Linked DNA regions of Mus musculus: region 1 is linked to region 2. Evidence: chromatin loops called from intact Hi-C (ENCODE). Cell type or tissue: left cerebral cortex. All regions are shown on one strand. Each heading gives the region's core, and the rest is flanking DNA. Links, peaks and the distances in the headings are about the cores only.

What was found. Hi-C counts contacts between places; a loop is a spot of excess contacts. Peaks named below come from ENCODE experiments on the same cell type or tissue, not always from the same donor. Only the 100,000 strongest peaks of a DNase experiment are listed, where the experiment ranks them.
Region 1: a loop joins it to region 2, with 5 times the contacts of the local background. A loop is called at or near these places in 3 of 42 quality-filtered maps.

The regions. Positions count from the first base shown.
Region 1 is chr3:80,029,891-80,032,809 of GRCm38, forward strand. No RefSeq gene overlaps it. Among named protein-coding and RNA genes, the nearest start is that of Gm36569, 140 kb to the left of the region's middle. In left cerebral cortex, for the core only: no CTCF peak of the experiment used is centred there; a DNase peak (open chromatin) is centred at 1,670.
Region 2 is chr3:79,929,099-79,932,017 of GRCm38, forward strand. The region is part of intron 2 of Gask1b (golgi associated kinase 1B); the gene reads left to right. Among named protein-coding and RNA genes, the nearest start is that of Gm36569, 44 kb to the left of the region's middle. In left cerebral cortex, for the core only: no CTCF peak of the experiment used is centred there; DNase peaks (open chromatin) are centred at 1,248 and 1,898; H3K27ac peaks cover 2,126 bases.

The sequences.
Region 1 (2,919 bases), core at 242-2,741, 100 kb after region 2:
TTATTCTTTCGTGCCATGTGATCCAGAGTAGGGACATTTCCTGCATTAGCAGGCTTGGTTTTGAAAGTTCCACAGCAGGAGAAACCTAGATTGCCAGCGGTAGTACTAGAGTGGGTATTGGGAGTCTCTCCAAATCAATGGCACTTTATATTAAAGAGAAAACACATCTGTGTGGAAGCAGGTGCGTATCTACCCTTTGTAATGTTAGGGTAATAATTTGTAATTTTTTGGTTTGTTTTTCAAAACAGGGTTTCTCTGTGCAGTCCTGGCTGTCCTGGAACTCACTCTGTAGACCAGGCTGGCCTCGAACTCAGAAACCCCTGTCAGGCTCCTGAGTAAGTGATGGGTAAACTTTTAAGTCATAGGTACTTTTGATTCACAGAGCATGCCACCCAAAGCCCCACGTTCAGTTATTTCAGCCGTGTTTAATGCCACAGCACATGATTTATTTGATATGATTCCAATGTATTGTTGGAGAAAATAAATAATAATTCTCAGTATATAATTATGTGGGAGACCGGATCTTTGACAGGGGAATTACTCATCTAAAGACAGATGGAAATGCTGCTCACCACAAGAGAACCTCTGAATACATTGTCTTGTTTCTAAATGAGTCTCTGATGACGTTATCTACGGAACACATCATTAAGGAAGTCAAATAGTTTAAATCTCCAATTGTGCCAGTAAGGAAGATTTCTGTGTGTGGTTGGGAGTTAAAAAGCAAAATAATAGCAAGAAAAGAAACACTTGAAATAAGAAGCAGCTGTTTTGAAAGCTTCCATTATTCCCAACCACTAGCATCTTTAAGGGTAGTGCTAAAAAACAAAACAAAACAAACAAACAAACAACAAAACCCTCAAATTCCATTCAGCTAAGAGCACAGGAAGCTGAAGGGAGAGAATGCAGGAGGGGGTGTAGTTCAAGATATAACTGCTGAGTTATGCAGAAATTCTATTCAGGAGCATCAGCTGAACCATCTCTCTAATCTGACCTAATAAATAGCTTCCCAGAAAGAAGGCTGAATTTCCTATATAGATGATACAACTTGGAAATACAACATTTGTTTCATTTTTCCCTTTTTAAATGAAGGAGTATTATGAGAAGGACCGACATTTTCTAAAATACTGAGTAATAACTGTTAACCTTGGTCATATTGAGGAGCATCTCAGGGTATAGTAAAGGTAACACCCCAGGGTAAATCTATAAGAGAGCTTCTGGATGTTCCTTAAGTAAGACCCCTTGAATATAGCCTTGCTTCCTAAATGTGGGAAGTTCAGATAAAATACAAGGAAAAGTGACCAAGTCAGCTCGTACCAGCATCTTCTCTCTCGGTCCTTGCGCATCATTCTGCACTGCATTACCCCTGTCCGGAAACAATGCTGTTGATTGTGAGCTGAAGCCTCCACTAGCGTGAGCCAAATCCATCTCTCCTCCTTTGAAGTTGTTTTGTGAGCTGTTTAGGCTTGGTGATGAAAAGTCTGGCTAAACAAAAAATTGATTATTAGAGGGAAGATAATTACTGTATTGTTCCCTGATGTTGTTTTAAAAACCTTGGACAGTGAAGCGTAGGGGTTTGGAAATGTTTGAGTATGTGGGCTAGAGAAGACCTGGAATGCTGTTGGCACAGAGTAGTGGGTGGTTCTTGTGGGAGCTCAGAAATCCAGAATACTTCCAGGAGTCCAAAGACAAGCTTTCCCCGGGAATAAGCCATCAGAGGCCCTTACATTGGCAGAGAACTTGGCCACATTTTGCCCAAACCCATGGAGGAAGGTTAGGTTTAAAGGTAATGGACTAGCTTATATGGTGGATAGAATCTCAAGGCAGCTAAAAAACAGTTTGTCCAGAAGAGAAACTGTGGACAAAGGGGATAATCTTTTAAAATAGACTAGTGCCATTAAAGAGAAGACAATAGAAAAACCCGTAGAGAGCCTTTGGGAATTGATCAGAACCCTACCTTCCCCACACTCCAGGAAGTAAAGATTTTAGCACACCTCAAATCACTTGAAATACTTGGAAGATAACTGGGGTGCCATGCTCACAGAAGCCCAATAAAGTGGGCTTATTGGAGGAAACAGATTTCTAGAGGTGGACCTTAGTTCAAGTTTATAGTTGAGCTCAGCTTCCCGTTACCACTCTGCCTCCTGACTGCCAACGCTAAACAACCAATGCCTGCATCCCTGCTTCGCTTCCTTCACTCCATGCTCCTCCCTGCTATGGTAGTCTATATTCCCTGAAACTGCAGTCCAACATAAAACTCTCTTACATCAAGTTTCTTCTTGTCAGATATTGGTTATGGTAACGAGAGAATAATACATACAGCTGCCAATGGGAGTGCCTATTGTAGAGTGATATAATACTGTTCAAACTTTCAACTTCCCATGCATTGTCAAAACAGGTTTCAGTGTTGTGGATTGTTTTAAATCTTTACCTCATGACTATCTCTATAGAGTTAAATAGTTCTCTCCCTCTCTTTATATACATATATATGTAATTTTGTATACATTTATAAATGTATGCATGTACATTGGATTTGCAAGGATTTATTCTGACCTCAGCTTTGCTAAAGATGTTAACTGTGCTGTTAGGCAAGTTGCAACTGCTTTATTTTTCATCAAGTATTGCATCTGTCAAAGGGTGATAATATCTACCACAGATGTGGGAAAAAGATGACATAATGATTTGGTAGAGTTCTCAGCTCTGTGGTAGGGCAAGGAAGACAAGCAGAAACTCCTTTTTGTCCAGTTTGAGTAATAGCTCTATAGAAGAAACTGATCCTGGTTCTCAACTTAATGAGGGGAAGCTACCCAAATGTGCATTATCTGCAATGTTACAGGTCTAAACAGAGTCAAGGAGATCAGGAATAAAAGGCATACACTGAGATAAAATCTCACTACAGGACTACCTGCTTTTCTAAGTAAT
Region 2 (2,919 bases), core at 221-2,720:
TTTTGTGGCATCTGAGTTATCCTCTTGGAGTTGTTCTCTTCATTTGTATGTAATGCTTAGGCCCATAATAAACTCAATGCTGGTTTGGATTGTCTTAATGCTTAATACATCTATGATGGAATAAGCCTTGCAGCATTTTGAAAAAAAAAATAGCTGGTTATAAATCAGGCTTTAATGTCTAAGAAGCACAGAAATAAACCCATCTTAGAATGGGAGATCCTGTATATAGTGGATGGAAAAACAACTTTGAAAGCAAGGCCAATTCAGAAAGCAAAACCAAAATGTTTTCAAAGGCTAACAGATAATCAATTTGTCAGAATTAGTTACTGTTTTAATTGAGTTTTATCAAGCCAATGAGTCTAGGCAGCTGTCAGATTTGTCTCGTCAACTCTAGCCATGATCAGAATAGTCTGAGCATCATCACCTAGTCTGTCTTTATTCTTGTCAATTTTCTTTTAATAAATTCGCATTTATTAAGAAAAATAAAATTGGCAGGAATTCTTTGTAAATACTAAATATGAACAAACATCACTGTACAAAAGACCAGTTTTCAGTGGCATTGTTCCTTCAGATGTAAACGAACAGGAGTTTTTGTTCCTTTGTAATTCTAGTTTACGTTATCTGAAATACTGCCTCATTTCATTTGAGGGATGCGTTTTAAGGAGATTCTTCTTAGATTAGGTATATTTCATTTCCAGTTTAAATTTCTTAATATAAATTCTTAAGGAAAGCAATTAGGTTGTTTCATCCTCATTTTGTTTATTTTTTTAATTTTAAAGACATTTCACTTATTTTAAGTATATGAGTGTTACCACCCATGTTCCTGGGACCCAGGGAGGATAGAAGAGGGCATTGGATCCCCTGAGACTGGAAGTATATACTGTTGTGAGCTACAGTGTGGGTGCTGGGAATCAAACCTGAATCTTTTGGGGAAGCAACAGTCCTCTTAATCCCTGAGTCATCTCTCCAGGCCTTTCTTCCTGGGTTAGATTTCTCTACTTAATATAAATTGGGTCTAACAAATCAGAACTTCACAGGATATAAAAATACTTGTCTTTTTCTGTTTGTTAGTTTGAGTGCTTTTTAAAACTCATTGCAGGAAGGTGGGTGTGTCTCAGGCAGAGTTTATTTTTATGCAGCTCTGCTTGTTCAAATTATAGAAAGTGAATTTCTTTCCCTAAAAATAGACTGTTGGTTGCCTGGTGCCTTTATCCAGAGCCTATCTGTGAGACAGTGAAGCTTTTAACATTGTATCCTAAATACATCACAGCACTGAACATCGTACAGAGAAATGACACCATGCCTTTCCTTGTGAATCTGTAATATGGAAGAAACTAGAGATCCATCCTCGACTTGATGCACGCTGGTAGCGATTTCAACGTGAAGTTCTGGGGTGGAGGTGGATTAGAGCAGCCCACAGATGCAGGAACTTTAAGCCCGTGCTCCTTGTTAGATGTTAGACACAGAAGACTATTGTTACATCTCTCATCATTCTTCAACTGCCCTGCTAGTCATGGGTACATGCTTATTTGTTGTCATGGCAGCACAGGACACAGTGAAATCCATGGCTTGCTTTATGATGTGACACAGTTCCCAAGTGGTATAGGTACAGGATAAGGGAGAACACATTCTCTCTCCCCCTCGCCCCCGCCCCCGCCCCCGCCCCCGCCCCCGCCCCCGCCCCTCTCCCCTCCCCTCCCCTCCCCTCCTCTCCTCTCTCCTCCTCTCTCCTCTCCTCTCTCTCCAGAATTTTGCTTTCTATGGTTCCCTGAAGAAGCTGTGCTTGCATTAGCAAGCACCACGGATGCTGTGGTGTTTGTCCAAGATTTCTCTTCCCACGATGTGGTGTTATTTCCTTACTCATTAGATGGTAGGGAACCAACTCTGATTCCATTTGTAGCACTGCAAATACACACAGGTTTATATAGGACAAACTCCCAGAGCACATTTTCCCAGGTGAGTTTCTCTGACAACTAAATAAGCCCGAATGTTTTGTGTCTTCCCATGCCCGGAGTGCTGCCAGTGAATGTGATTCTGTGTCTCTTTTTGCCTTTTAAAATCTTTAAGATAATTGTCGAAAGTAAGATCTATTTCCTACCTGTGTCTTTTACAAGCAAGTGAGATGTTCAATCAAATAATGGGAAGTTAGAGGAACTCTGCCAGGAAACTGCCAGCCAAGGAAAAGAATTTCCTTTTGAGATTTCCATTTCACCTGCCTGTTATGCTGATGTCATGTAAGGCATTATGGTAGATTTTCTACCAGATGCAGAATTCATGATCCATGGTTAGTGCAGTTAAACCCAAAGACAGATACTAGCCAAAAGTAAAGGACAGACATAGAGGCAGCTGGTGGCTTGCTCCTGACAGTACTTTTATAAGTTCCTCTCCTCTTGGCATACCTACCACTTTACTGTGCTCTCAGTACAAGGCACTGCTTTGTTGAAGGTCTGTACATAGTCAAATTCAAATTGAGTTACAACATTTTGCAGAGTTGATTCATTAAGGGCTTTGCACTACAATGTGCTAGCCTTTGGGTAAATCATTGAGCAGAATTTCTGTTTATCTACATATATTTTCTTGAATATCAAGCTCCCTCCCTATATTTGATGTTTTCTTTCCAAAAAATGGCAGTTGTTTAATGTTTGAGCAAGGTGTGGTGGTACACACCTTTAATTTTAGCATCTGGGAGGCAAAAGTGGGTCTGTCTTCTATTCTGCAAGTTCCAGGACAGCCAAGGTTGTATAGACAGACTCTGAATCAAAAAGTTGAAACTAAAACCAAATAGTTTGATTAAGGTCAGTAAGGATCTTAAGAGAGGAGGTGGGGAGATAATTTTGCCGTTGGTACAGTGTTCGCTATGCAATTTTCATGAAAGCATAGCTTTGCATTTTTAGTGCCCATATAAAAGCATGGCAGTGG